Linked DNA regions of Homo sapiens: region 2 is linked to region 1. A link is an interaction called in ENCODE POLR2A ChIA-PET data of the cell type or tissue named here. Cell type or tissue: A673. All regions are shown on one strand. Links, peaks and the distances in the headings refer to the core of each region. The heading gives the core; the rest is flanking DNA.

What was found. ChIA-PET counts read pairs that join two places held together with the same protein. Peaks named below come from ENCODE experiments on the same cell type or tissue, not always from the same donor. Only the 100,000 strongest peaks of a DNase experiment are listed, where the experiment ranks them.
Region 2: POLR2A ChIA-PET joins it to region 1 with 6 read pairs; 2 of 35 experiments call an interaction of 5 or more read pairs at or near these places.

What each region holds. Positions count from the first base shown.
Region 1 is chr11:100,514,354-100,530,255 of GRCh38, forward strand. No RefSeq gene overlaps it. Among named protein-coding and RNA genes, the nearest start is that of ARHGAP42, 160 kb to the right of the region's middle. In A673, for the core only: no CTCF peak of the experiment used is centred there; no DNase peak of the experiment used is centred there.
Region 2 is chr11:100,070,427-100,086,328 of GRCh38, forward strand. It overlaps CNTN5 (contactin 5), which reads left to right. Exons shown (of 25, transcript NM_014361.4): 11 at 1-134; 12 at 1,279-1,408; 13 at 3,718-3,868. The region is part of intron 1 of LOC105369456 (a long non-coding RNA gene); the gene reads right to left. Among named protein-coding and RNA genes, the nearest start is that of ARHGAP42, 610 kb to the right of the region's middle. In A673, for the core only: no CTCF peak of the experiment used is centred there; DNase peaks (open chromatin) are centred at 10,175 and 10,595; H3K4me3 peaks cover 355 bases; H3K27ac peaks cover 2,094 bases.

The DNA of each region.
Region 1 (15,902 bases), core at 7,644-10,143:
TGCTTACTTGCCTTCAGAAAAGCTCTTTTGGCTATAATAGAGAGAAAAAGGTAGAGTTGTAGTTGGTGGTCATACTCCAGGAAATCTGGATTTGATGGACATGCTTGTAACCGCTGTGCTATGCTGAGTGGCCCCTTTCACAAGAGCTGGATGACAGTAACTAAATCCGTACTATTACATGTAATCATAGCTGTCTACAACCTGGAAAAGGTCTTGCAACTCTTTTAAATCCTTTCACTTTGTTTTATCTAGACTACATGTGGTTTGGAAAAGCAATGACATGTACATGTAGTAGGAAGGTATATGAAGCATTTCTATTTATGGGTGTGTGTGTGTGTGTGTGTGTGTGTGTGTGTGTGTGTGTGTGAAGGGTAAGAATCACAATATGTCTTCTGAAAATAGAAAAAAACAATTTGTCTATTTCAATTGTACTCACTTTTAACCCCTGCACAATTCTAGTGAATAAAACTGACTGATGTTTGAAACAAAATAGTTCTAAAAAGACAATTTAATACATTTCAAAAACACTGAGACACAAAGTAATGGCTAAAATAAACCGAAAGAGGAATGTAAACCAAAACTAGAAGTTTTCTTGTGATCCAAAGTAAAAATATTTAAATTCCCAGCTGAGGAATATAGGGTATCCTCCCTAAAGAGAGTACTCAAACTTAATTATGCATAAGAATTATTAAAAGAACCGATTTGTAGCATATGCTGTGGTATATTGCCCAGATCCCACCTACAAGACCAATGCATTCTTTCTTCCAGCTGCTGGTAGTACTGGCTGCTGAAAACACACAGCTGAAAATGCCAGGCATTCCTTCCACCAAAGGGAGTTTCCTGACCCAAGGTTACAAACTTGGATGCTAGCAAATGACTGCAACCTAATGCAAACTCAACAAGTAGTAGTCCCAATTGCAGTTGCTTTGCCAAATGTGGTATTTCTGCTACAGAATATTAGCATAGCCACCTTTGATTTGGCAAATGAAATCTTTTCCATTCCTATCAAAATAGAGTATCAGAGGCACTCTGCATTCTCATGAGATGAATAACAGTTTACTTTAAGTTACTGCCCAAGGGCTATGTTAACTCTCCCATCTTCCATCACAGTGTAATTCAAACAGACCTGGACCATATGAACATTCCACAGAACCATTAATTGGTGCATTATATTCATGAGATCATAGTAATTGGATCAGATGAGCAAGAAGTGGCATGTATGATTGATCCCTTGATAAGAAATATTCACTCCAGAATGAAGAAGATAAACTACAAAGATTTAGGGGCCCACCACACCCATGAAGTTTCCAGGGGTCCAGTGATCTGAGACATGCTTCAAGAATAAAGGAAAAATTATTGCACCTCAGAATTTTCATCATCAGGCAAGTGATACACAAATGTTTAATCATCTCTCAGGGCTCTGCATGTTCTGAAGACAGCATATTTGACATTTGGGAATACCGTTCTGACCCATCTGACTGATTTGTGCTTCTGACACAGAAGCAAACAACTTTGAATTGGACTCAGAGCAAGAAATAGTTAAGCATCAGGCCTAGGCTGTGGTAAAAACAGTCCTGCTACATGGAACACAATTCATCTCAGAGCCTATGGCACTAGAGGTATCTATAATGAGAAAAAAATGCTATGTGAAGCTTATGGCAAGATCCAGCAGAAGAATCACAATACAGACCCTCTAGGGATCTGGTACAAGACCATGCCACCTGCAGCAAAGAAGTATACACCTTTCAACAACATCTGGCATGTTACTGGACCTAGTGGATATGTAGTATATGACCTTAAGAAATCAAGAGATCATGGTCTTAGAACTGTCCGTCGTAAGTTGTACACAGTTAGATTTACCAAGTTATAGGTTAATGCAATAACAATACATCTTTAGAGAAAACACGTCATTAGAACTGTCATGAATGAGATTAGAGGGTGCAAGTAAGCTGTGCAAGCAAGGGATTCAGACTTTCATGTCATCCCCACTTTTATTTGTGCCTCTCCATCAGCTCACACCTGTTGCTGGGGTGAAGTTGGAGAAGGAGCCTATATGATCAGCTTTTTCTTTATGGAGAAGGAAAAATACTGAGCTTGGTTCACAAATTGCTTCTTCTACTTGGTTCACATACTGACTTCTGAGAAGTCAGTATGTGTGTGCACGCCACAGATGCACAGCTAAGCTGCTGCATTATAACCCCACTCAGGGATGGCCTTAAAGATAGCAGTGATGGATCATCTCTCAATAAGGAGACTTTGGGAATGTGCCTAGTCAGTCATTTTGTTGAAAGAAATGTGGTCATGGAAAGAATATAAATGAACTCACGAGCGGTGGTGAACGGCTTGACTGGTTGATCAGGGACCTAGAAAGAAAAATATTTGAGTATCAGAGAGAAGTCTAGAAGAACCTATAAAAGTGGGCACAAAAGTGTGATAATCATTGTATTTCATAGAACTGCCCACCAGAGAGCCTCCAATCAAGTACACAACAATGGAAAACAGACAACAATTAAGTAGACCAAATAAGTCAACCAGCTGACATCAGCCAGACTCTATCATCAGCTACCCTACGGCCATTGTTAAAGGAATGGAGATAATGGAGACCACAAGCTCAGTATCATTATTTCTCTTTCATCAAGGCTTGATCTAGCTACAGGCATTGCTAAATGTCTCTCCGGTGAGAAACAGAACCCAACATTGAGGCCCTGATATGGCACCATCTCTTACAGAGACTGACTAACCTCTTGATTGCAAGTTGATTAAACCGGACTCTTTATACTCTAAGGAGCAGCAATTTATGTTTGTCTTAGTCTGTTTAATGTTGCTATAAAGGAATATCTGAGGCTGGGTAATTTATAAAGAAAAGAGGGTTATTTGGCTTACAGTTCTTCCGGCTCTGCAAGAAAAATGACACGAGCAGCTGCTTCTGGTGAGGGCCTTAGGCTGCTTCCACTCTGGGCAGAAGGTGAAGAGGAGCCGAGGTATGCAGAGATCACATGGCAAGAGAGGAAGCAATAGAGAGTGAGAGGGAAGGTTCCAGGCTCTTTTTAACAACCAGATTTCACAGGAACCAATACAGTGAGAAATCACTCACCTCCCCTCCACCAGGGAGGACATTAGTCTATTTATGAGGAATTTGCCTCCATGATGCAAACACTTCCCACTAGGCACCACTTCAAACATTGGGGATCAAATTTTAACACAAGGTATGGGGGATGCAAGCATTCAAACTTACAGCATTCTGCCCCTGGTCCCCAAAATTTCATATCTTTCTCACATTGCAAAATACCATTGTCCTCTCCCAATAGTCCCAAGAATATTAATTTGTTTTGGCACAAACTTAAATTCCAAAGTCTCATCTGAGACTCAAGGCAACTTTCTTAAAGCTGTGAGTTTGTAAAATCAAAGTCAAGTTATTTACTTCCAAGGCACAATTGTGGTTCAGGCATTGGGTAAACTTTCCCATTCCAAAAGGAAGAAATAGACCTAAAGAAAGGGGGACTTGCCTCACGCAACCCAAAACACAGCAGAATAGACATTAAATCTTAAATCTGCAAAATAATCTCCCTTGACTTCATGTCCTACATTCTAGGCACACTGGTGCCAGAGTGGGCTCCCAAGACCTTGGGCAGCCCCAACCCCATGGCTTTTCTGGGTATAGCCCATGTGACTGTTGTAATGGTTTGGAGTCCAATGCCTGCAGCTTTTCCAGGCTGAGGCTGCAGACAGCCAGTGGCTCTATAATTCTAGGGTCTGCAGGGTGACACCTGTACTCCCATGACTCCACTAGGCACTGGCATCATAGAGGCTCTCTGCAGTGTCTTCACCCCTGCATCAGACTTCTGCCTGGGTACTCAATATATTCCTGAAATCTAGGTGGAAGCTGCCAAGCCTCCATGGCTTTTGCGTCCTTGGCCCCTGCAGTCTTAATATCATGCAGATGCTGCAAAGGCTTATGGCTTAGGCCCTTCAGAGCAGTAACCTGAGCAGTACTTTTGGCCATTTGAGCCTTGGCTGGTCGTGGAGCAGCTGGGATGCAGGAAGCAGCATCCCAAGGTGGCTCAGGGCAGTGGTACTGTGGGCTGTTCCCCTGAAACGATTCTGTTCTCCTGTGCCTCTGGGCCTATGATGGGAGATGCTGCCTCAAAGATCTCTGAAATGTTTTCAAGGCTTTTTTTCCCATTATTCTGACTATTTGCACCTTGCTTCCTTTTAGTCATGTTAATCTATTCCGCAAGTGGTTGCTCCATAACACTCTTAGATTCCTCTCTCTTGAAAATGCTCTCTCCTTCTCTAATACATCCAGGTTGTGAATTTTCCAAATACTTAACACTCTGCTTCCTTTTAAATTATAAATTCCACCTTTAGATTATTCCTCTGCTGCAGCATCTGTATCTGATTATAAGCTCTTAAAAGCAGCCATGCCACCTCTTGAATGCTTTACTGCTTAAAAATTTCTTCCACCAGATAATCCTGGTCATCAGTCTTAATTTCAGCTTTCCACAAAGCCCTAGGTCACAGACACAAGGCAATCAAGGTCTTTATTAAGGGGTAACATGAGTGACCTTTGCTCTAGTTCTCAATCATTTTCTCATTTTCATCTGAGACTTCCTCGGCATGGAGTTTACTGCGTATATTCTATCAACATTTTGATTCTAACCAGTGACCAGACTGGTCATAACCAGTTTCTAAAAAGTTCCAAACTTTCCTTCATATTCCCATCTTCTTCTGAGTCCTCTAGACTCTTAAAACATCTGCCCATTACCCAGTTCCAATGTATCTTTCATATTTTCAGGTATCTTTATAGCAACACCCAACTTCTCAGTGCCAATTTTCTGTCTTAGTCCATTCAGTATTGCTATAAGGGAATACCTGAGGCAGGGTAATTTATTTTTTGTTTAAAGTGGTTGGGGATTTCTGTTAATAGCTATCTAGGCTATACAAGAAGCATAATGCCAGAAGCATAATGCCAGCACCAGGCTGCCTCCTGTCATGGCAGAAGGTGAGGGGAGCCAAAGTATGCACAGATCACATGGCAAAAAGGAAGCAAGAGAGAGTGAAAGGGGAAATGCCAGGTTCTTTTTAACAACCAGCTCTTGTGGGAACTAATAGAGTGAGAACTCACCCTTTACAGAGAGGGCATTTAGTCTATTCATGAAGGGTCCACTCCTATAACCAAAACACCTCCCACTGGGCACCAACTCCAACATTGGGGACCAAATTTCAACACAAGATTTTTGGGGGAATAAACATTCAAACTACGGCAATCTTAAATGGAAATGACCATACTTAGGTATGAATTTGCCTATCATGCCAGCAATACCTCAGCCAAACCCACTATATGTTGGCTTATAGAGTTTAAGAACCAGCAGCATGATTTTCTGCAAAATACTGCCTCAGACTATTGAACTCACTTTGAAGCAGAGGAGATATAGCAGTGGGCACATAATGATGAGATCTACTGGCACTTCCATGTTACTCAATGGCTATCAGCCTGAGAGAGTGGTAAAGGAGTTTTTTAAGATGAAACTGAGATATCAGCTTGAAGATGCAACGCTGAGAGGCACCATTCTTTATAGGGCAAAATATATCCTAAATAAATCCCTATTGTATGGTACTGCATCCTCACTAAGTAGAATACACAGACCTAGGAACCAAAGGATAGAAGTCAAAGTATCATCACTTCTTGACCTACAACTTTAAGTTCTGTAATTCTAGAGGACATGGTTTCCCAGAATAGGAAAGCTTCCAATAGATGACACAGTAAAAGTCCTATTGAACTTTAAGGAATGGCTGATGCCCAGTCATTATTTCAGTTTCCTCACCACAGATAACAGGTTACAAGGAAAAGAATGACCATATCTGCAGGTGCAATCAACCCTGATCCTCAGGAAGAGGCAAGGATGCTATTACACAATGGCCACAGGAAGGAATACATCTGGCACCCAGGTGATCTATCAGGGTCCCTGTTGGTATTTGCCTTCCCAATTCTGTTGGTAAATGAATAAGTGCAACAACAACAGTCTAAGAAAAACATACTTACAGAGACTCACACCCCTTTGGGATGAGGGTTTGGTTTATTCAAACAAGCAATCCTCCTAGACCAGCAAAGCTACTAGCCAAAATAAGAGGAATCTAGAGTAGATGATAGAGGAGGGAGAAAATGAGTACTCATTGCATCTCAAGAGTAGTTTCAGTAACTGGGACTATAATTTATCTTACTACCTTCCTCTCAAAAGTTTCTCCAGAACACAGACCACTCAGAATCCTAGGCAGATTTTACCAATGAGATGAACTTGCTGATTGAAACAAGTATACCCAACTAGTGCAAGGGATGGACTATAGTGGTTGCTTCAGACAGAAGCACTCATTCCTCCAGCTATGGGGTATGTTAACTACTGATGTGGATGATTACAATTGTCTTTAGCTAAAGAAAACTGCCTAATCCAAGGTCACGCTCTCACCTCAATCATATTCAAAAGTTGCTCAATACAAGAATACAAAGACCTGTTCCTTTTGCCTCAGTTCAAGACAACTGTAAAGAGCCTCAAGAGGTGAGATCAAGAAATCTATAATTGTAATGAATACCCTTAGGAGATTCTGGTGCAGTTGGACCAAGGACCATACTTTGAGAAACAGTGCATTCAACAAGCCTGAATCTATGGATGAGCTATAACTTGGTATCATGAAAGAAAAGTATCTGGCATCTTGTTGCCAGAATCCATAGGACTTCCTCCACACCCTCACACTCAACTTCCAGGATAAAATTTAAAGGTCAATTAGAAGTCCTAACTATGCCCAGGCACAGTGGCTCAAGCCTGTAATCCCAGAACTTTGGGAGACTTAGGGAGGAGGATCACCTGAGGTCAGGAGTTCAAGACCAGCCCAGCCAACATGGTAAAACTCCATCTTTACTAAAAATACAAAAATTAGCTGGGCATGGTGGTGGGTGCCAGTAATCCCAGCTACTCAAGAGGCTGAGGCAGGAGAATCGCTTGAACCCAGGAGGCGACGGTTGCAGTGAGACGAGATCACGCCATTTCACTCCAGCCTGAGTGACAGAGCGAGACTTCATCTCAACAACAACAAAAGAAGTCCTAACTATGGTGCTGAAAATAACCCCATCACTTCCCTGAAAAGACCCTGGCCTACCTAGGAATCAAACTAATCTCATACCTTCTATGCTTTCTGTTACCCTATTTCTGCTGCCCCAATAATAGAGCCACCTTCTCTAATGAAGGAATTCCACAGTGTGAAAGTTATCACATTATTTATTATTGATATTCCCTATATTTACACTCAAGCTAGTGTGATTAGAGCTTCAGGTAAATCAACTAAGCCCAAGGCATATAAACAGAATGATGATTATACATTCTAACCTTTTATCTTTCCAATTCACTTTTCCAAAAACAGTTAAGTTTCTCCAACTCCTGCCTGAGCAGGAATTACTGCAGTAATTACTGCCATTTACCTTTCCCACTATTACAACAAAGGTATTTAAATATCTGGGTCTACTAATCTGAATTTGGACCTATTAATATTAGTATCTTTCCTTAGGATTTGTTCCCAGAAAGATCTATTCTTTCCACCCATCCTTCCTAGGACTCTTCTGATTCTACCTTTTTTCTCAATATTGATATGATATCTACTTCTCATAAAAGCTGAGTAGATCAAGTTTTTTTTAAAGTCATAAGAAAATCAGTGAAGAAAAATTGGGTCCATCTTTAACTTCTGGACCCAAAATGTCTTAATCTGCTAGTGCTGCCATAACCAAATACTTTAGACTGGGTAATTTATTTTTCACATGAGTTTCAAGTCAGGGTATTAAAATTTTTTTTTTCCTCACAGATTTTGGAGGCTAGAAAGTTCAAGATCAAGGTGCTGACATTCAGTAGCTGGTGAGGGCTTTCTTATTCTATCCACACATGGTAGAAAGGGGGAATCTAGGCCATATCCTCTGGTGGCAAAAGGCAGAAGGACATAAAAAGAGAGCTAAAAAGTTTCCTCCATCCCTTTTATAAGGTTGCTGTATTAATCTGTTCTCATACTGCTATGAAGAAATACCTGAGAATGGGTAATTTATAAAGAAAAAGAGGTTTAATGGACTTACAGTTTCACATGGCTGGGGAGGCCTCACAATCATGGCAGAAGGCGAAGGAGGAGCAAAGGCATGTCTTACATGATGGCAGGCAAGAGAGTTCAGGGGAACTGCTATTTACAAAACCATCATGAGAATGGCATGGGAGAAACCCACCCCCATGATTCAATTACCTCCCATTGGGTCACTCCCACAACATGTAGAGATTATGGGAACTTCAATTCAAGATGAGACTTGGGTGGGGACACAGCCAAACCATATCAGTTGCTACTCTTACTCATGAGGGTTCTCCCCTCAAAATTTAGTTCCTTCCTAAAGGCTCCACCTCTTTATACTACTACATTGGGGATTAAATTCGAATGTAAATTTTGGAGGAGAGTCAGGCATTCAAACCACAGAACAGAGCTTCTTCAAGGACATATCTTCCTTCTCCATCATGACACACTTGACTAAAACAGAAAGTGAGTAAGTATTTAAGAAATAATTTATTAATTATTCCTTAAGTACTTTTTCCTGCTATTATTATTACACTGACAATATTGTCATTAGGAGAACTTTCTGTCAAAACTGCTTTAGGGAATAAATATTAATCACTTTTAAAGTAATTGGATGAGAGCTCTGAAACCATTTTAAAGATCATATCAAGAAGTTCTGGCTGGAGTGATGTCAGAAAGATGGTAGAGAGATATTTTAGCCCTCATACCAACCCTCCCCAAAAGCATCCATGAACACGAGTATCTTTGCAGGAGCCCAGGAGTCCAGCAGTCAGGTGCCAGCACTCCCTTGGAGAAAAAACAAACAAACTGAGAATCAATGGATTTAAGAGAGTAAGAAAAACAGTTTCACTTGCCCCACATCACTCCTACCCCCAAGGCAGTACATCTTAGAAAGCTGGTTCAACTCTGTTAGACTGAAAAAAGGTTCTTAACTTTTAACATGTTAGGGTACCCTTTGGCAAATAAATGGGAGGCTCTCAACATTCAGCCTGGCTGTACAGGATTGAGAGAAGTAATACAATCCTAAGATTTTTCTCTCCCAAGAAGGAACAAAAGGAATGGAATGGGAACATCCATAAAAAGGTCTATGGAATACCCAGGGTAACTAGCCAGGTTGAATGGTGAATGTATTTTTCTCCTTCAGCCATGCAGTACAGACTGGAGGAGGTGATCTTTTTCAAATGCAAAGCAGCAATCCCAAACCTCAAGAAACATGAAAAATCAAGAAAACATGATACCACTAGAGGAACAAAATAGTTTTCCAGTAATTGGACTCAAATGAATAAAGATCCATGAATTGCCTTGCAAAGAATTCCAAATAATCAATCTAAGGAAGTAAATTCAGTGAGATACAAGAGAACACAGATAGACAATAAAACAAAATCCGAAAAATCAGAAATGAACAAAATGAGAAGTTCAACAGCGAAACAGAAATTATAAAACACAGAAATTCTGGAGCTCAAAAATACAATGAATGAAATTTTAAAATTTAAACTGCTGTTAATTTGAGAGAGATCATTTGAAATTAGCCAGTCAGATAAGAAAAAAAGGAATGACAAAGAATAAAGAAACCTACAAGAATTATGACACATCATAAAATGAACCAAATTATGTGTTATGGAAGTCCAGAAGGAGAAGAGAGAGACAACAAAGGCTCAAAATGATTATTAAAATAAATAATGGCAGAAAACATCCCAAATCTTGGGAAGGACATGAACATCCTAATTCATGAAGTTCAAAAGTCTCCAAATAGGAACAATCCAAAGAAGATCATATTGAGAAATATTATAATCAAATTATCAAAAGTCAAAGAAAATAAGAGAAATTTGAAATCAGCAAGAGAAAATTGACTAATCACATACAAGGTAGTTTCTATGAGAGTATCCGCTGATTTCTCAGCAGAAACCTTACTGGCCAGGAGAGAGAGGGATGATATATTTAAACTGCCAAAAGAAAAACTAAAAAACCTGCCAACCAAGAATACTATATCTGGCAAAGCTATACCTCAAAAATGAAGAAGAAATAAAAATTTTCTCAGGCAAGCTATAGGTGAGGAAGCTCATCATCACTAGACCTGCCTTGCAAGACATGCTAAAGGACATTGTTCAAGTTGAAATGAAAGGATGCTGATTAAAACTTGCTGATAAAAGTAAGTATATAGTCAAATTCAGAATACTCTATGGTGATGCACTTTCACCTCTAGTAGAAAAGTTCAAAGACAAAAGTATTAAAATAACCATAGCTGCAATCATATATTAGTGGATACACAATATAAAAACATTAAAATTGTAACATCAATAACAAAATATGGGGACAAGAAAAAACAAATAAAAGGCATCCAATTAAAAAGGAAGAATCATCATGGCTGACAGGAGGCAGGACTAGATTGCAGCTTCGACTCAGAAGAACAGAGCAGCGTGCGGAGGCTCACATTGTGAATGGTAGCTCCAAATCAACTGCAAGAACAAACCGACAATCTCGAGAAGATCCACAGTCCCTCTGAAGCAAGCAGACTGCTCCTCTAGGACCTGGGAGACACTCTAAATACTGTAAGTGACCCACCTGCAGAAGTGGGAAAGGGAGAGCCTTCCCTCCTGAAAACACACTCCCACTGGGGAAACTGAAAGCCTGTTTGTGGGAGAAATTTCCAACCTTACCTGGAGCTGAGTCCATTTAGAAAGCCAAGAGAAATACAGGGGTAGAGGAAGCATCACAAAGGCCCTGGCAGCTCACTGGGTCCCCAGGCAGGCCATTCCTGCCTGGCACCACAAGGATCCATCAGGAGGGCAGCCAGAGGAGTAGGGGGAAAACACCACAGGGAGAAGGTAATTTCCAGCTGAACTTTGTAACAATTTGAATGGGGCAAGAAGCCTCCTGGCCAGAACTCAGAGGTGGGTGCCAATCCAGTGTGCAGACTCCACAGGCAGGGGAGGCACCAAGCCCTTTTCTTTCACAACTGGGAGGCAGGTAGCCTTGCGCAAGTTCTCCAGCCAGGATTGCACACCACCTGGAAAAAGACTCGAGGCTGATAGTAGGGCATGGTCAGAATGGGACCAGCCCTTCGGTTTGTGTGGGAAATGTGTGAGGCCTTTGACAGCCGGCTTTCCCCCACTTCCCTGACAACCTGCATGACTCCAAAGAGGCAGCAATAATCCTCCTAGGTACACAACTCCATTGAACTGGAAACCCCACCCCTATCCTCCACAGCAGCTGTACCAAGATCTGCCCAAGGAAAATCAGAGCTAAGACACTCCCAGTCCTGCTCCCACCTGGTGGTCCTTCCCTACCCCCTTGGTAGCTGAAGACAAAGGGCATATAATCTTGGGAGTTCTAAGACCCTACCCACCGCTGGTTCCTCTCCATACTACCACAGTTGATGCTGTCTGAAAAGCGCCACCTCCTGGTAAGAGGCCAACCAGCACAAAAATAGAACATTAAACCACAAAAGCTATGACCCCTCACAGAGTCCATTGTACATCCCTGCTACCTCCACCAAAAGAGGTGCTGGTATTCATGGCTGAGAGACCCATAGATGGTTCATATCACAAGACTCTGTGCAGACAACTCCCAGTACCAGCCTAGAGCCAGGTACACTTGCTGGGTGGCTAGACCCAGAAGAGAGACAGCAATCACTGCAGCTTGTGCAGTGTAGCTTGTGCAGGAAGCCACATCCATAGGAAAAGAGGGAGAATAATACATCAAAGGAACACCCCATGGGACAAAAGAATCTGAACAACAGCCCTCAACCCTGGAGCTTTCCTTTGACAGAGCCTAACCAAATGAGAAGGAACCAGAAAACCAACTCTGGTTGATATGATATGATAAAATAAGGCTCTTCAACATCCACAGAAAATCACACTAGTTCACCAGCAATGGATCCAAATCAAGAAGAAATCCCTGAAAAAGAATTCAGGAAGTTAGTTATTAAGCTAATCAGGGAGGCACCAGAGAAAGGCAAAGCCCAGTGCAAGGAAATCCAAAAAACGATACAAGAAGTGAACGGAACTCAAACATATCAGTAAGCAAAAAACAAACAATCCCATCAAAAAGTGGGCTAAAGACATGAATAGACAATTCTCAAAAAAATATATACAAATGGCCAAAAAACATATGAAAAAATGCTCAACATCACTAATGATCAGAGAAATGCAAATCAAAACCACAATATGATACCACCTTACTCCTGCAAGAATGGCCATAATCAAAAAATCAAAAAATAGTAGACGTTGACATGGGTGTGGTGATCAGGGAACACTTCTACACTGCTGGTGGGAACGTAAACTAGTACAGCCACTATGGAAAACAGTGTGAAGATTCCTTAAAGAACTAAAAGTAGAACTACCATTTGGTCCAGCAATCCCTCTACTGGATATCTACCCAGAGGAAGAAAGTCATTATACAAAAAAGATACTTGCATATGCATGTATATAGCGGCAAAATTCATAATTGCAAAATCATGGAATCAATCCAAATGCCCATCAATCGATGAGTGGACAAAGAAACTGTGAGATATATATATATATATATGATGGGATACTACTCAGCCAAAAAAAGGAATGAATTAACAGCATTTGCAGTGACCTGCATGAGGTTGGAGACTATTATTCTAAGTGAAGTAACTCAGGAATGGAAAACCAAACATCATATGTTCTCACTGATACGTGGGAGCTAAGCTGTGAGGATGCAAAGGCATAAGAATGATACAGTGGACTTTGGGGACTTGGGGGGAAGAGTGGGAGGGAAGCAAGGGATAAAAGACTACAAATATGGTGCAGTGTTTACTGCTCAGGTGATGGGTGCACCAATATCTCACCAATCACCACTGAAGAACTGACTCATGTAACCAAATACCACCTGTACCCCAATAACTTATAAAAAATAAACAAAAAGGAAGAAAAAAGTTGTCTGTTTTCTGATGACATTATCTTATGTATAGAAAACCCTGAAGATTGACTGGGCATGGTGGTTCACGCCTGTAATCCCAGAATATTGAGAGGACAAGGCAGGTGGATCACCTGAGGTCAGGAGTTTGAGACAAGCCTGGCCAACATGGTGAAGCCCCGTCTCTACTAAAAATACAAAAATTAACCAGGTGTGGTGGCGAATGCCTGTAATCCCAGCTACTCAGGAGGCCGATGCAGGATAACTGCTTGAACCCAGAGGTGGAGGTTACAGTGGACCAAGATCATGCCATTGCACTCCAGCCTGGGTAACAAAAGCAAAACCCCATCTCAAAAAAAAAAAAGAAAACCCTGAAGATTTTACCTAAATAAAAGCTGTCCAAATAAACAACTGTAGTAAAATTGCAGGATACAAAATCAACATACAACAATCAGCTGCATTTCTCTACACAAACGACAATAATTCAAAAAGAAATTAAGAAAACAATCCAATTTATAATAGTATCAAAGAGAATAAAATATTTGAAGGGACCTCGGTACCACATATATCCTCCACAGTGTCTACCATAGTGCCTTGATTCAAATAGAAGACATATTGAGCATAAATGACCAGCTTTGAAGGGTATAGGACAATAATGAGAAAATTTAGCCCTCAAACATTACAATGTGGAACTACAGGACCTCATAAAGAACAACAAAAGTCTTTAGGTACAAAGCTACAGAAATCAAAACAGTGTGATACTGGCATAAGAAAAGACACATATACCAGTAAAACAGAATAGATAGGCCATAAATATACACACATATAGGGTCAACTAATCTTCAACAATGCTGCCAAGAATACAAAATAGGGAAAGGATAATCCTCAATAAATGATTCTGAGAAAACTGAACATTTACACGGTAAAAAGAGTGACATCGGAGTGGAGGGTAAGATGGCCAACTAGATGCAGCCAGGTGGAACACCACCCATCGAGGGACCAAGATGACTGGCATGTCCCTGACAGATCTTCAGAGGGAAAGTCCTGAGAGTGGATGGAGGGAAGATACAGAAGCTGGAAAGAAGATACAGAAGCTGAAATGGAAAAAAGCTGGGAACCCAGCACAGGGCTACCACACACCAGGAAGCATTCCTGGCCCACAACAGCTCTCCGGGAATAGGTGAGTTGAACTGGCAAGGAGCACCCTGTTCTCACCACATGCCTCTGGAACTCTGGCAGGGGGAGACTCCTTGACCACCATGAACATTCGAGTTGGCAGAGAGAGCTGCTTAGAGAAGTGGTAGGGGCACCAAGCCAGCTGATGTGGAGCCCAGAGGGTTGGGTATGGGAGTGTCTGTAGCAGAGCAAAGCCAGCAATGGCCATACCCCTAGATGCGACTTGCTTCCATAGGAGACTTTAGCCTAGGAGAACTGTCATACCTGATATCTGCAGGGTGTCTTGCTCATCAGACAGGTTTGGTCAGACCTGAACACCCCTTGATCTGCTGGCCTCCTCTGACTAGCAGAGAGCTCCAGTGGGGCAGCCCCTGCAGCCACCAGCCCACCTGCTCCCTCCCCATATTGCAGCTTTTTTTCAGGCCCACGGAAACTCCCCCTTTGCTGGCACTGTCTGCAGGGCAAGTTGTTGTTTTTCTTGCCCTGCCAGCATGTAGGAGTGCAGTGCGCTCCCCCAACTCCCCACCACTGGCAATTGTCATCGCAGACAAAGTCTTGGTGGGCACAGAGCCAGCCAGCCCTGCCCCTGCCAGTGCCCTGCCCTTGCGCTAAAACTGTGCAGAGAACAGCAGATCCTCCCCTGCCCTGAGCAAACACTCCAGCTAGCAGGACACAGAGAAGGGACCCAGGCCTGTGCCCACAAGTACCCCACCCCCAAGCCAACAACCTCCAGCCTGACTGCACAGAGTTGCCATCAGGGGCCCCCCACCTCACCCAGCTGCAGTGCCTTCACCACTATGGCAGCTGACACAACTCGGCTCCCCCAGCACAGTAGGTTCCTGATGTCAAGGAGCCAGAGGACAAAGTTGGGGCCCAATAGAGGTCCCCCAGAGTTAGAGAACATGGTCCAGGAGTTAAAAGCTGAGTGTTGGCCCCATAAAATCTCCCAGAAACAAAGCTAGTTGGCTGAATCGACCTTATACCTCAACAAAACCCTCAAGGTCATCAAATAGGATAAAAGAAAAAAGAAACCCATCCAAAGGTCAGCAACCTCAAAGACTGAAGGGAGATAAGCGCACAAAGATGAGAAAGAATTGGTGCAAGAACCCTGAAAACACAAAATGCCAGAGTGCCTTCTTTCCTCCAAATGACCACAATGCCTCTCCAGCAAGGGTTCTGAACTGGGCTGAGATAGCTAAAATGACAGAAATAGAATTCAGAATATGAATAGAAATAAAGATTATTGAGCTACAGGAATATGTTGAAACCCAATCCAAGGAAGCTAAAAATCATGATAAAACAATGCAAGAGCTGACAGATGAAATAGCCAGTATAAAGAAGATTGTAACCAAACTAATAGAACTGAAAAACACACTACGAGAACTTCACAATGCAATCACAATTATTAATAGTAGAATAGACCAAGCAGAAGAAAGAATTTCAGAGCTTGAAGACTCTTTCTGAGATAAGACAGGAAGACAAGAATACAGAAAAATGAATGAAAAGAAATAATAAACCCTGAGAAATATGGGATTATGTAAAGAGACCAAATCTATGATTCCTTGATGTCCCTGAAAGAGATGGGGAGAATAAACCCAACTGCGAAAACATATTTCAGAATATGAGAACTTCACCAACCTTAGCTAGGAAGGCCAACATTCAATTTCAGAAATGCAGAGAACTCCAGCAAGATGCTTCACAAGAAGATCATCCCCACAACACATAATCATCAGATTTTCCAAGGTTGAAAT
Region 2 (15,902 bases), core at 8,776-11,275, 440 kb before region 1:
ACCCACACTGGGTAGAAAAACTGAATGATACTCAGTTAGACAGTGGGAGCCCTCTCCGATGGGAATGTAAGGCTACTGGAAAACCCAGACCCACGTATCGTTGGCTGAAGAATGGAGTACCCCTCTCACCTCAGGTACTGTTGGGAGTTATTAACCTGTTCTGCTGTAATTTTAGCGAGATTTCACACAGGACAAACTAGGCTTCTTTAGTCTTATTGAAAGCCTTTTCCTGTTTCTGATTCGTATAATAGGACATGTTTGTGTTAAGGATGAATGTTACGGGGATTAACTGAGAATTTAACTCAATGTCTGGGATATAGTAGTCATATATTTTAATATATTTTGAGTGAGAAACATAACAAATATGTAAGCATTTTAAAATTTTAATTACCTCATTACATTTTTTGGTAATACAGTGTTTCTTTAAACTGTTTTCAATCCTATAAATTTTTATGAAACTATCAATATTATCATAGATTTATTTCCATTTGTAGCTAACCTTTAGATATCACCTAAAATTGCTCGGTATCTTCGTTGATAGACAAAGCACTGCCAACTAAGAGTTTTTTTTTTAATGATTTGCTTGGCATTAAGTAGACAAGACATTTGGAGGTTTAACAACATTTAAAATTTAAATTTGTTTTTGAAATATGCTCTTGACTTGAGGTTACCTTAATTTGCACATGCTCAATTTTTTGTTTTTTATACTATCTTATGATACTGAAGTATATTGTCTGACCAATAATTTTATCTAGAATCGAGTCACAAGGCAGTTTTCTATCTGTGTTAGTTTTTTGGGAAGTGAGTGAAAATGGCAAACTCCTGATTGGATCCATATAGTAAAGGGATTGTTCTTATGACCTGGGCTATTTTTAACCTTGATCTCATGTGTCTACAACCTCAGTCTTTTCTACTATATGAATCCTTCTTTCCCTTTGTAAACGGAATGCAAATAAAAGCATCACCTGCTGATTATATTTCACAAGCTCAACTAGTGTACCAAAAAAGACACCTCACTTTAAAAACCAAACTGAAAGTAAAACTTGTCAGAATAACTACAAAAAAATTGTAATTTCTTTTTCAACCAATAAATAACTATAATTTACAAGTGGCATGTTATAATAAAATAATGAACAGTACATTTACATTGCTAAGTGGCCAAATAATGTTTAACTGTATTAATTGCAAACTTGTTTTTTCTTAGTCTAGGAGAGAATACCCATAAAATCCATGTTATTTGTTTACTTTCTAGATCTAATTTTTTTAATTCCATTACAGAGTAGGGTTGAGATGGTTAATGGAGTATTGATGATCCACAATGTGAATCAATCAGATGCTGGAATGTATCAGTGTTTGGCTGAAAATAAGTATGGAGCCATTTACGCTAGTGCTGAGCTGAAGATTCTAGGTATGCAGTTTCTAAGTGAATAAATTGAAAAAAAAAACCTTGCTTCTTTTCATGCTCTAATTTTTACTATACTGAAGGTTTATGATGTGGTTGTAAAAATCTATTTTATGGCTTGAAAAGAAATACTATGTCTTGCTGATTTTTTTTAACTTTAGTAGACAGGTTTATGTTGTGTATAGTTCGTCCCATAACTTTTTGTTCATATAGTTTTTCTAACTTTAGTTTTAATCTTAAAAGGTTTACACAATACGTCTTTGCTATAGCACTTAAAAAAATCATATAAAGAAATACATGTTAACTTCCAAGGAAGAATGCCTTGAGGGTAGGAGATCAGAATATAGAATTCCAGCAGCCTGTCCATGCTCCCATAGCAATGCTTAATAATTTCCCAGGCAGTTCCTATCAGTAGCTGTGTGGCTCCTGCAAAGCAAGACTCCAGGCTAAATCACTCTCTCCTCATGGGGCATCAACTAATACCTTCCTTACTTAACAGGGAAAGGCTTCCTGATGCCAGGCACTACAATCTCATAGGGTTACACCCTTGATAAGAATGTAACCCAGGCACTGCATTTCTTCACTATTTAAATACTACAGGAAACAATCCATCCAGTGAAATAGACTACCCAGAAAAAGCATATATGAGCCATTGGAATGAATTTTACTTTTCCCACTTTGATTTTTTCCTAAACTGGTTCAGGGATGTTTGTAATGTAAAGAAAGATACTCACTCATTGTCTTTCCAAAGCGGGCAGAAGCCCAAGTGTGTTTTCTATTCCCCATTTAAATTTAAATTCTCAAAGCATAACTTAAGAGAAACACCAAAGATCTCAGGAATCTTGGAGCCCACCATTTACATATCAGCTAAATGTAATACATCCTAAAGTGATTTGTTGAATTATGAATATTTGCAGTTGAAATTTCTCCACATTACAACAAATCCATCCAAAATAGTTACAGGATTCTTCCTTTCAATCTCCTTCATTCTAAACAATCAAATGTTAATGAACTTTCTTGTCAACTCACAGTATAATAGCACTGAATTAAAAGGCTGATTCACCCTTCACCTAGTTAGTAGCCCTGAAACATTTCTCAAACCCTTATCATTCACAAGAAATATTTTCAAAATTACTTTTTGTAAATTCTATTCCCAGGAGGCAAAAAAAAAAAAAAAAAAAAAGTTACTTGCAACTATCTCCTCATAAATTTCTTTAGCTTTTTAACTTTTTTTCTTTGAGACAAAATCTCACTGTCGCTCAGGCTGGAGTGCAGTGATGCCATCTCTGCTCACTGCAACCTCCGCCTCCAGGGTTCAAGCGATTCTCTTGCCTCAGCGTCCCAAGTAGCTGAGACTACAGGCACCCACAGCCACACCCAGCTGATTTTTGCATTTTCAGTAGAGATGGGGTTTCACCGTGTTGGCCAGGCTTGTCTTGTACTCCTAACCTCAAGTGATCTGCCCACCTCAGCCTCCCAAAGTGCTAGGATTACAGATATAAGCCACCAGGCCTGGCTAATTTCTTTGGTTTTAAAAAATCTCTTAACCTATCTCAATTCTATACATATCTTTTTCAATGTTGTGACATGCATTATGTTGCTATATGATATATTTTATATATATAATATGAAATACATATAATATCAGATTGGTAAAAGTAAATGTCACAGATACTGTGGACTTGTAGACATCTTTCAGGTTCTCTTTTAGATTCAAAAGTGTTTTGATCTAAATTATAGTATACACAGTATTTATGAATGAATGATCAAACCTAAGTGAAAAATTACAAGTAAAATTGCTAATTGAAATTCAAATAATTCAATTTTAAAAATTAATTTTTAAACAATGTATTATATAAAACATTTAATGTTTTATAATATTAAAGTAATATACAGAATAAATTAAGATTCGTAGATGGGAAATGGAAGACACAGGATTGTCTTTTTCGCAGGTCACCTCCATCTTACCAAAGGAAGGTCAAATGGACTCTGTCAGTTAGCCTTTTGCTCTTTTGCCAAGGTCATTCACTAGTCTTTCATAATTGAAGTTGGTAATCATAATTAGAACATGTCATTTTTTGAAATAGCCTTTACCTGTAGATCCCATATTGTATGAAATCACCTGCTAATGTACTAAGGTACATATTAATTAATAATAAGTAAAATTTTGAGCTACTGCCTTTTTCATGTGTAGATATACTATGATTTTATGAGAAATGCCTCCCAGAAGAAAAAGTTACAAGATCTTCATGAATCACCCATTAGAGATTATTGTCATTGCTTCTGGTAGAAACTAACATTTGCTTTTTTAATAGCTTCAGCTCCCACTTTTGCACTGAATCAACTGAAGAAAACAATAATTGTTACCAAAGACCAAGAAGTTGTCATAGAGTGCAAACCCCAAGGCTCTCCAAAACCAACCATCTCTTGGAAGAAAGGAGACAGAGCAGTTAGAGAAAACAAAAGGTTAGAATCTATTTTATAATTCAAGTTCAACATTAGACTTTTTTGAGGTTACAGGTGACACACACAAACTATGCAAGAAAGAGTCTTGCAGTACCGTGAGACGTATTTTATGAACTGATTGAAACATGGTTTTGCCTATATAGTGATTTTAAAAGAACCCAAAGTTTGACTTCAAAATGGTCAGTCTTCTTTGACTCCATGGGGTTTTAGCATAAGTTGGATATTTCACTAGGTTTTGAAGAAAGTACTCTTTAATTAAACTAATTATTTTTGTTTGTTTTTCATCTTGCTTCTGCATTTAGGAGGTCTACAAATCATCTGTGATAATTTTTAAGCATTGTGTTTTAATTTGATTTTAATACAAATGATAAAAACATATGTGAATCTTCTGGATAATCATGACAGAATACTTTCATGTGATATTTATGCCAATGCTTGTCTTTTTATCCAGGTCATATTTAGGCAAAATAGTATAGGATTATTTTTAGTGCCATAGGCAAATGAGAAGTGAGCAGAGGAATATTTAATATGTAAACATTTGTCTTTGGCAACTAAAGCCAAAGGATATCACAGGAGTACAAATGGAGAAAAAATCATGAGGGAATCAAATCATCACATGGCAATCTATTTGTACCAAATTCAAATGTTCCATGTCCTACTATTATTGATATATTGGTATTACAAATGGTGATTCAACTTTGACAAAATAGTATCCTCTATTATGTCAAAATAATATTGTACTGTATTAGATTTTGTTTAATTGATCTAGAAGTATAAGGAGTTTATGACTTGTTTTATGTTTGTCCCAATCTACATAAAATATAATTAAAATAATTTAAGTCTGCATTAGCGGTTCACTTGAATAATTTCTTAAGTAACAGTGAAACATTTTGAAAAATTTTTAAAAATAGAGTATTTTTGTTTTCCATCAAATCTGAGGGACACTGATTTAAATAGTCTATTTCAGATTAAACAATTTTTGGAATTACTGGCTTCAGCTTAGACCCAAAGATCTATGCTTCTTGGAAAGGGTGATCACCTGGGATTGGGATGGGTCGTCGTTGGCACTCTTACACCAAAAGACCTATCATAAGGGTCAAGGCTGTCATTCAAAACAAAAGACAGGCTAACAAGAGAAAAACATAACACATTTATTTAATCAAAGTTTTGTGTGACACAGGGGCCTTCAGAAATGAAGACCCAAAGACTTAGAGAAAACTCTTTTTATGCTTAGGTTCAGTGAAGAATAGAGAGCCGTGTAGAAATATGATTGGACAAAAAGTATGTGATCTAATGGTTATAGACTGAGAGGGGAAATCCACCAAGGCCTATGTGTTCAGATTCTTCTTGGCCATTTTGTGTGGTATTCCTTTCCTCCAGGTGTAGGACAAATCACCTGTCACATGAGACAATTCAAGGGAGAAGGGAGAAGGTCAATCTTTCTAGGTTTTATAGTTTGCTTTGACGAAGGGAAGTTATAGTTTCTATGATCTGCCTTGGGGGAGAGAATTCTGGTTTCTATCATTCTCTTCAGTAGAGAAAGAGGAGTTTGAAACGGACAGATGGGAGAAGATCAAAAATATCCTGCTTCCAAGGTCCTTTCAGTCTTCTTCAGGTCAAGGTACTCTGTGCCATATTCTGGGGTATCATGTTCTGAGCCCCAACATCGTACAACTTGTTTTAAAAAGAATTTCTCATTCTTAGGTTGGGGGGCGGGTAGCAAATGACAAATTGTGAGATCATTGTTGCCTATGACAGAATTGATCAGATAGTGATTGAATATTAGTGGATTTTTGCTCACAACACTATGATTTTTAAAAAACTGCACAAACCTAATTAAAGTAGAAGAAAATTGTTTTGTTGCATAGTAAGAACAAATAATTTACACTGCTAGGTTATTTTTTCTGGACGTATTAAAAAGCTTACAGTGTCATTAAAATATATATGCCTTATCTACGCAAAACATTCTATCTGAAATGCATGACTTTGTTTTATGTTTCTGGGTGGCATGTGAGTTTTGTCCTATTTATTTCAGTTCACAATAAGAATGTTCTTCATCAACTGTTGAAAAATGACACATGGTGAGTTTAAAAAATTAGGGTGGAACCTCTTTTACCAAAGCAAAAGTATTGAGAGAAGTAACAGGATTATGAGTATTCTATTACAACAACATAAGCTTACTAAATTTTTTATTTTTCAGATGTTGAAAAATACAGTTTGTGAATTTTTCAACTTTCTTGTTTCTCTTCCTTTCTTTACTGCTAACCCTTGGGGTTAGTGAGAAAGATACATTGACCTGAAACTCAGATCACTCAATTTTTTCTAGATGTCAATACTTCCAGTCAAAGTGTTGTTTAGGAAGAAGGCTAAAATGTAATTTTTTTTTTTAATTTATTCAAGTAAAAGCAAGGCTCAGCCACATTTCCTTAGCATTCTGCCTACCTTGATCTACATGTTTTAGGTCAATAAACTGGCTTTATTGAATAACAAAGCCCAGACATATATTGCATTTTTATTCTTAATATTGACAGGCACACTTACAAAATACCATTTTTATTATTGAATGACTTGTTACCATATCTGGCAGCCCTAGGTTTTAAGAAGAAAAATGTAGTTCACTACAAAAAATAATAACACTTAATATTAAATAAGAGGCTAAGATTTCAACAGCAATAGGCAGAATTCCATAATATAAGAAGACACATAGTTGAAAAATTGTACATTCTAAAATTATGACTAGAAACTTAACAATGTCAAATGCCTATATTTTACATTCTTTAAAAGAAGTCTCAGTTACAATGACAACTTATTTTCTTGAGGAAATTTTAGATTGCTTTTCTGTTATAATGCACACCAACCATTTGATTACAGCTCTAAATATAAATTTAAATGGAAACAGAGGTGTTAGAAAACTGTTAAGACTTCAAAAAGTTTGTGTCATTTTTTAATTTATAACTTACATTGGGTGTGGAGATTCAAATCATGGCTTATTTTATTGGAATATAAATATAAATATCACTCATATGATCTACATCAAATATGTGCCCCACTCATCCAACCTACAACAATTGAGACAAAAATGTTGAATGAGTTAGTGTTGTCCTTCAATAAAAATTTTGTTGTTTTGGGTTCATTCCAAAGAACTATTGAAACAGCAAATGGCAGTTTCTGTATAAGAAATAAATAATAATATTATATTGGGGAAAAGGAATTAACATAATAGTATATTATGAAAGAGACATTCAGGCCAGGTACAGTTCTCATGCCTATAATCCCAGCACTTTGGGGGGCCAAGATGCGAGGATCACTTGAGCCCAGGAGTTTGAGACCAGCCTGTGCAACACAGCAAGACTCCTATCTCTACAAAAAATAAAAAAGAAGAAAAAACAACTTAAATAAATAGTCAGGCATGGTGGTGTACGCCTATAGTCCCAGCTACTCAAGAGGCTGAGGTGGGAGGATGGGTTGAGCCTGGGTGGTTTAGCTGAGCCATAATCATACCACTGAGCTCCAGCCTGGATGACAGAGCAAAACCCTGTCTCAAAAATATAATAAAATAAGATCAAAAAGAAATATTTAAAAAAACAAAATACGTCAATTGCTTTCATAGCATAAAATTATGTCCAGAGCAATGGCATAAAAATGTAATATATAGTCTTAATTGCAGGAAAATATAATCTAATCATCTGAAAATATGTCAGAAAATCTCAAAGGTAAATTTAATTTAGCATTACTTAAATTTAACTCTAAATTGTAAATAAAATGATTGAAAATGATAGAACAACTGAAGGTTATAGTTCGTCATTTGTCAACAGAGTGCCAAATAACCATTTGGCTCATTTTTTTCTACCACGTTTTGAGTAAATCTGCCAGGTTTAGTTTTCTTTGTTTTCTTGAAGGTCAGTGTCTTCAAAACACAGTATTTTTTATGTGTATATATTTTGCTAAGGAAATTTAGAAATCATTATTCTAAAGTTGAAAATTTGATAACTAGAAAATAATATGACTTTTAGAAAAAAATATGATTAACAAATTAGCTGCCTGCTTATATATTACCAAACATTTCATTCATTTGGCCCTAAATGATACAACTAAAATATACAAGAAAATGGATTACATCAGAGCTAAGATTTGTTTACATTTGTTTGTTATTTATATCACAGAATGATCAATATGAACTCCCTTCAGATAGTAAATCACATTATTACTAATAATGATGATGACTGCTTATGAGTTCGTAGCGTTTATGATTTGCAAAGCACTTTAACGTTGTTGGTAAAAGTATAAACCAGTGTATGAAAAGAGGACTTACTTGCTCTGCTTATCCTGCAGATTATGAGGTTTCAGTAAGTTACCTAATTTATTATCTTACTAAATTAAAAGAGTAAGCTGATTGGGTTGTGAGAATTAAATGAAATTTTACATGTAAAATATATTGCCTAGTGTATGACATCTACTCAGTACTCAGTGAATGTTATGTATAATGATAATGATACTGATGACGATGATGATGGTGGTGGTGGTGGTAATGGTGATAGTGATAATGATGGTATCTGTATCAAGCCATTTTCCTACTCCTATAAAGTACTGCCCAAGACTGGGTAATTTATAAAGGAAAGAGGTTTGATTGACTCACAGTTCAGCATGGCTGGGGAGGCCTCAGGAAACGTACAATCATGGCGTAAGGCAAAGCAGGTGCAAGGAACCTTCTTCACAAGGAGGCAGGAAGGAGAAGTGCCAAGGAAAGGGGGAAGAGTGCCTTATAAAACCATCAGATCTATGAGAACTCATTCCCTATCACGAGAACAGCGTGCGGAATACCACTCCCGTGATTCAGTTACCTCTACCTGATCTCTCCCTTGACATATAGGGATTATGGGGATTATAATTCAAGATGAGATTTGGGTGGGGACACAAAGCCTAACCGTATTAATATAATTTGTACCTTTGAATCTTAGAATACTGGCATCCATTTCTGTTATCAGTAGTCTGGAAATGCTTACCATTCTCCTTTCTTTCTCCAGTCATTAAGGAAAAGAATACCTAAGATTTGTTTCCAAGGACTAAAGGAGTCTTTTACATCTTTTATGTCATAAATTTGTTATTCATCAATCTATGTCCGCAAATCACTATTCTTTGTTCATCAGAGCCCCAAACCTGTCGTCATTTATTCCTGGCATTGAAAATCTCATCTCCCTTACCTATTTCTAGCTCAATGTCTTTGGAATAGGTTCCTGTCCTAGCCGACCAAATATTTACTTGTTCCATTAACATTTTATAGGCCATGTGCAAATAGACAAATAGACATGGGGAGTTAATGGAAATAGAAATGAAGTATTTTAAAGACTTTTTTTTTCACTGTTTTTCTTTAAGGGCTCTCCAGGTTTTCCCCCCATCACTTTCACTTTTGAAGATTACTGGCACACAGTCACTTAGGTTCCTGTATCAATCATTTCCCTTTTCATACTGAAACTAATAAACTCCAGAAGTACTAGTAAGTAAAATATTCCACAGGGATTTTCTCCTCTAGCAGACCTTCATTCAGAATGTTCTGCTCATCAAACTCATATTGGATTTTCACTCCAGCTCATTATTTCCATTACTTGGCCATTAACTTTTGTTAAAATATAATCATCCAGAAGCACTCCAGCAGTGCACAAATATTAAGTCTTCATTATTACATGTTCAATTTCCTGTACTTTTTGTGGACAAAGACAATCTTAGCTAAAATGAAGAATACATAGTTTTTGATAAAGGTATAGTTTATTTTGTTTCCTTTCCATAAGTGCATATATAAACTGTTGTTGAACCTCATAGAATGTCATATATGTTTAAAATTATTCACAATTATTGAAATTTCAACATATTTTAAGCACTAGTTTTTATGCCCAGGCAGAGTAAGGTAACAGTTATGAAGATAATGGACTATAATTCAAACTGGTGCTTAAGAAATCCTGCATACAAAAAAAATAAAATTATCCTATGGAGGTGCAGTATTATAGAATAATTTTTCTTTTATGGGACTGTAATCTAAGCAAAGACTTGTCCAAAATCTGACATAATGGCCCCCTGCTCACTAAAGGAGCTTCAGAAAGGCAAAATTTTCAACTTATTTAACACGCATAGAAAATTGCACTAGAAATACCCATTATTTGACTTCTAGTGGGAATTCATGTTGTGTTTATTAGGCAACAATGATGAAGCTCACATACTGACTCAGAGACATATGGGAAAATCTGTTCTTAACAAAAGCCCTAAAGGACACTGTTGCTGAGAAGAAAGCAAGGTCTTCTTATTTTATCTATGGAAGAAGAATTCATGGGTATAATTAGGGCCCTGTTTTTGTCCCTTTGTTTCCACCTACATGCTGGGTTTGCTAATGAACAAGCTGTTTTGTTGTTTCCTCTGTGACAGTGTCTTTTACATATTAAGAACGTAAAACAATATAAACTTTAAGTATCTGGGTTTTCCTTAGTGTGTAAGAAATTGTATAATGAAAGAAAATTAGCATTCATAAATCAAGAATGTACAATTTGAATTTATATGTGAATTAATATCTATGTTTTCAAAAGAAATAAAATGATTAAATGGCATTGTTTACCTAAAGGAAGAAAGGTTTATATCTGAATTTATAAGATTTAGTAACTATAAACTGCTTACTATATAAGATGCCTTAGTACTCAGGGATGGTTTCTTGCTGTTTCCTATCCATGAACTTAAGGGGATGAGAAGGAAATGGCCTTACATTCATTATGATGAGATTAAGATACTGACTTCCTGATTTCAGTGAAAGCTAACTGCACAAGACTCTGCCTGAGTCACCTTCTTCATCTTTTCCTTAGAATGCTAATTTTTTATTAGAAAAAATTTTAAAATATAAAGCATTAGCATTTTATTATATTTTATTAGAAAAATATAAAAGGAAAGAAAACACAGTCATAGCAGCATTGGAAATTAAGAATATATAGCATTGGAAATTAAGAATTGTTGACTTCTGGGAGGAATCACCGTTTCATATAGAAATGAGCTAAATTAAGAATTTATCAATGAGTTGTTGAAAGCTAGACCTCTGAAACTTTAATGAAGTCAATTAAGAAACCAGCAGAGGAAAAATTTTACTCACTTCTACTTTATGTCCATATCTACTAAATTCAGAAATTGCATCTTACTACAGAAGCTGGCTTGAACCTCCCTCCCACCTGCAAGGTGGTAAGATGCTATGTCCGTATTCCACCCCATCTGAACTAATCCAACACTTTTTGGACATTATGAATCCAGCAATGGGGTGAGAGAGGACATAAATCTTAGGATTTCAAGTGATTAGCAAATAAAGCATAATGTCAACAAATGGTGATACTGAGGAAAAATTGAAATTCATGGATTCTGGAAATTATGTAATTCCGTGTACTACTTCTAGCAAAAGAAGGACTATATACCGTTTCTAATTTTTCAGGAGTAAATTTACCTCTAGATACGACTAAGGACTAGAAAATGGAAATTGACAAACATCTCACCTCAGTCCAGTTGAGCTTCATTATAGCCTTAGTAGACCTTGAGCGTTTGACTACAGCTGTGTACCTAACTGACCTTGAGATTAATATTTGGGGAACAGATTCTGGAGCACTGAGAGAAAAAAGAGACAAATAAAACTGAAAATATTGCCAATTGGCAAAAATAGGCCTATAGACATAGGAGTACAAGAGAGTTTAAAGCACAAACACACATTAAGCATGACAGTTAACTGATAGTCATAAATTTGGTAACAAGATGTCAAGCAAATATAAAAAGAATCATCATCATGCTTAAGTACAATACAAAAAAATTGTGTGTGTATGGGTGTGTGTACAAATAAGTTAATAAATATCAGGAGTTGCAAAGCAAAAAGCTGAAAGCATTCTAAATCATGGTGGCAACGCAAGTAAATATAGTCATAGTCCATATAGGAAAAATTAAAGATTTACAAAAAACAGATATATTGTAGAAGCATTGTAGGTTTGCTTTTATTGAGATAGGGTCTCACAATGTCACCCAAGCTGGAGTGCAGTGGCACATACACAGCTCACTGCAACCTCGACCTTCCAGGGTCAAGCATTTGTCCCACCTCAGCCTCTCGAGTAGCTGGGACCACAAGAGCACACTGTCACCACCATGCCTGGAAAATTTTTTTAATTTGTTTTGGTAGAGATGGGGTCTCACCATGTTGCCCAAGCTTGTCTTGAATTCATGGGCTTAAGCACTCCTCCCAGCTTGACCTCCCAAATTGCTAAGATTATACGTGTGAGCCACTCTGCCCAGCCCACTGTGGGCTTTTTTAATTACATTTTTGATGAGTACTTAAGGACAATGATAAAATAATGGTATATTATCAGTGGAAGAAATCATTGAACACGGTAGAAATTTCATTTGAAGAGAAAATGTCTGCATGGACACAAATACATTAAAAATACTGGAAATAAATGCAGCTAATTGTTCACAGGTTATCTCTGAGAAGAGGATTATAGATAATTTTCAACGCCACTTTATGCATTTCTCTTTTGCATCACTGTGAGGAAATACCTGAGGCATGGTAATTTATAAAGAAAAAGAGGTTTAATTGGCTCACAGTTCTACAGGCCATACAGGAAGTGGGATGCCAGCATCTCCTTCAAGTGAGGACCTCAGGAAACTAACAAGCAAAGTAGAAGGTGAAGCAGAAGCAGGCACCTCACATGGCCAGAGTGGGAGCAAAAGAGATAAGAAGGCTGGGTGCAGTGGTTCACACCGGTAATCCCAGCATTTTGGGAGGCTGAGGCAGGCGGATCACCTGAGGTCAGGAGTTCGAGACCAGCCTGGATAACATGGTGAAACACTGTTTCTACTAAAAATACAAAAAATTAGCTGGGCGTGGTGGTGCATTCCTGTAATCCCAGCTACTCGGGAGGATGAGGCAGGAGAATCACTTGAACCCAGGAGGCAGAGGTTGCAGTAAGCTGATATTGTACCACTGTACTCCAGCTTGGGCAATGAGAGCAAAACTCTGTCTCAAAAAAAAAAAAAAAGAGAGATGGGAAGAGGTCCCAGAGTATTTTAAACAACCACATATTTAGTGAACTGAGCAAGAACTCACTTATCATCAGGGGATGATGCTATACCATTCACAAGGGATCTGCATCTGTGATCTAATCACTTCCTACCAGGCCCCATCTCCAACACTGGGAATCTGATTTCAACATAGGGTTTGGAGGGGACAAACATGTAAACCGTACTATCCATATTTCTAAGCTTGGTCTCTTTAAGAGAATTAATAACCCAAAATAATGCAAATTTATTGAATAACAGTGTACTCACACTCTGCCAAATAGTTGAATGAGAATGGGAAAAAAATTCTCACATTTTCAAATAATTCCATTTTCAACAGTATGTTTACATAGTATAACGATGATCACAAATATCTAAATTAATGGCATCCACTTAAACACAGAAGATCAGAAGATAAACACTTCAGGAACTCTCAAAATATCAGTTCCTAATATTTTCCAAATTTAGGGTGATGGAAAACCTAAACACTCCTCTTTAAAGTCCTTCAAATATTTTCTTTTTCTTGACCACTCCACCAGTTTGTTTCTAGATTTCACTTTTTTCTTAATTGTTGAATATAATAAAATAAGTCTCAACTCCCAACGAGAGATAACACTGAGAAACTCAGTTAATTTAAGCTGTAAATGACAACAGAACAAGTCTGGTTTGTTGTACTATGAGCACCTCCAGTTTTTGACTTTACATGTTACATCTCTAGCTAATTACCAGTTTAGGAAACAGTTTATGAATTCTACTTCTAACCATGGTTCATTTACCCCAGTTACTATAAATTGCTTCACAAGTTGCCTGGTTGTGCTCTCCACATAAGCACAACTTGAACAAGCCATTAATTGCTCACAGGTTTTTCTTTTCCAAAAGCCCCCCAGACTACAACTTTCAGCTTAATTTGTCCTTAATACAAACAGCATCTAAAATACTTGGGAATTCAAGCATCTAAGTATATGCTCCTAACTGATTCGACTACCTCCCCAAGTGACTCTTCAGTGAATATAAAATGGTGAGGAGAGAAGATTCTGAGGCTGCTTAGAAAAAAAGCATTGTACGGTCGAGATTTTTAGCATCCTCTGAGAATTACATAGTCACTTCTTTTCAGATTTTGCATAAATCACGATGTAATTTAACTTTGGTTAATTTATAATGAGAATTAGAGGTTTGGTTACAAATTAAAGCATAGTACAATGATAACCTTGACTACAAATGGAAAGAAACTGTACATCATTTCCATGAAATATAACATATACAGATGTTATCATTTGCATGCTTACATCTCTGTGTTCCAATGACAGTGTGGTTTCTGAAAAAAAAAGAGGTAGGTAGGTAGGTAAGTAGGGAGATAGATTGATAGTTAATAAAATACCTATACATTTTAAGATGATTACTATGTTATTAGTTAATAGCTGGAGTTTTCAAGATACCAATATGATTTTGTTCCTCTTTCTTTCCAGTTGCAAATGGTAGCTCTACTTCTCCTTTTCCTTAATGGAGAGAGAAAACCTTTCTTTCTCTACCCTCTGAAGGTTCAGTAACTGAGTCTATGAAATATAAACCGACAGTAGACAGATTAATAAGACAAAATGCATACAAATTGATTGTGTGCACAGGGGCATCACAGAAAGAAAAGTGAGTACCCAGTAACCCAATGAAGTTTAGAAGCTTATATATCCTTTTCATAGAAGAGAGGGGTGGTGGGATATAGGCCACTTAAGGGGGAGTAAATAATTTTGGGGAGAGAATGAATAGGCCCAAAGAGCACGTGGTAACCAGTGAGAAATTCTGTCTGGGTGTGGCGCTAACTTCCGGTCTTTTTTTCTGGGATATGTGTCAATTTCTCACAATGATGAGTTTCCTGGGGAGGAGATCCAGGATGAATTGAATTTTTTCTGGAGTATCTGGTATCAAAACAATAAGAAAAATTCAGAGAAAACCTCTGCCTGCTGCTGCTGGTCCCCAGGTGCCTTCAATTTAAAGTAATCAGCACAACAAAACTTCATATTTTGGGATAACATTCCCAAAACTCCTTCACCCTCATGCAGCAGACACATGGTCTATGAACAGTTATATTCAATTCAATTTATTTCCATAAAAACTAAACTTTCTTCAACATATACTGTATATAAGACACTATGCCAGTTCATACCAAGATAAGTAAGAGAGAATCCCATCTCCCAAGGAGGCACCTGTCTGGTGGAAAATAAAACTAATATAGACACCTATAAAATAGGATAAACTAAGGTAATAATAAAAATAGGACTGACTGAGCATTGGGTATTTTTATATTGCATTACTTTATTAAAGTCCTCAAAATAAGATACGATTTTAAATAATATAATCCTGATTATAAATAATTAAATCATAGAGAGACTGCCTAAGCACACACACTCGTAACAAGTAACAGAGCCAAAATGAGAGCGTCCTAATTCTGTTTGAATCTAAAACCTGTTCTCAGTCTACTGTACCATACAAAAAACTTTGAGAGTTAAGAAAGAAGAAAATAAAATCTAGATAAAAGATAAGCTTCCTGGGGGAACTGCCATTGAAGTGGTCTTGGAATAGGATTTTAACACAGAGGGACAGAGTATATTTTAGGAAGAGACTTCAGAATTTGCAAAAATAGTTATGAATTCAGGACACTTTTGGGAAAGTAAATACTAATATTTGTCCAGGGTATAGACTATGTATCAAAATGAAAAATCTGCTGAAACAATTGAATAGCTGAAGACAAATAAAGAAGAACTTGAATGCACAGATTGAGTTCAAGCTTAACTTAGTAGCCAAGAGGTAGTCTTTGAAAGACTCAGTTCACATCTTTTTGAATTAATATCTTTTATTTAATTTTTTAAATTATATTTATTTTATAGAAAAATGCCCACTAATTACTCTGTCTACCAAAGAGAAAAGAATTAAAGTTACGACTTAAATATAAAATATATAAATAAATATTACTTAAATATCCTTG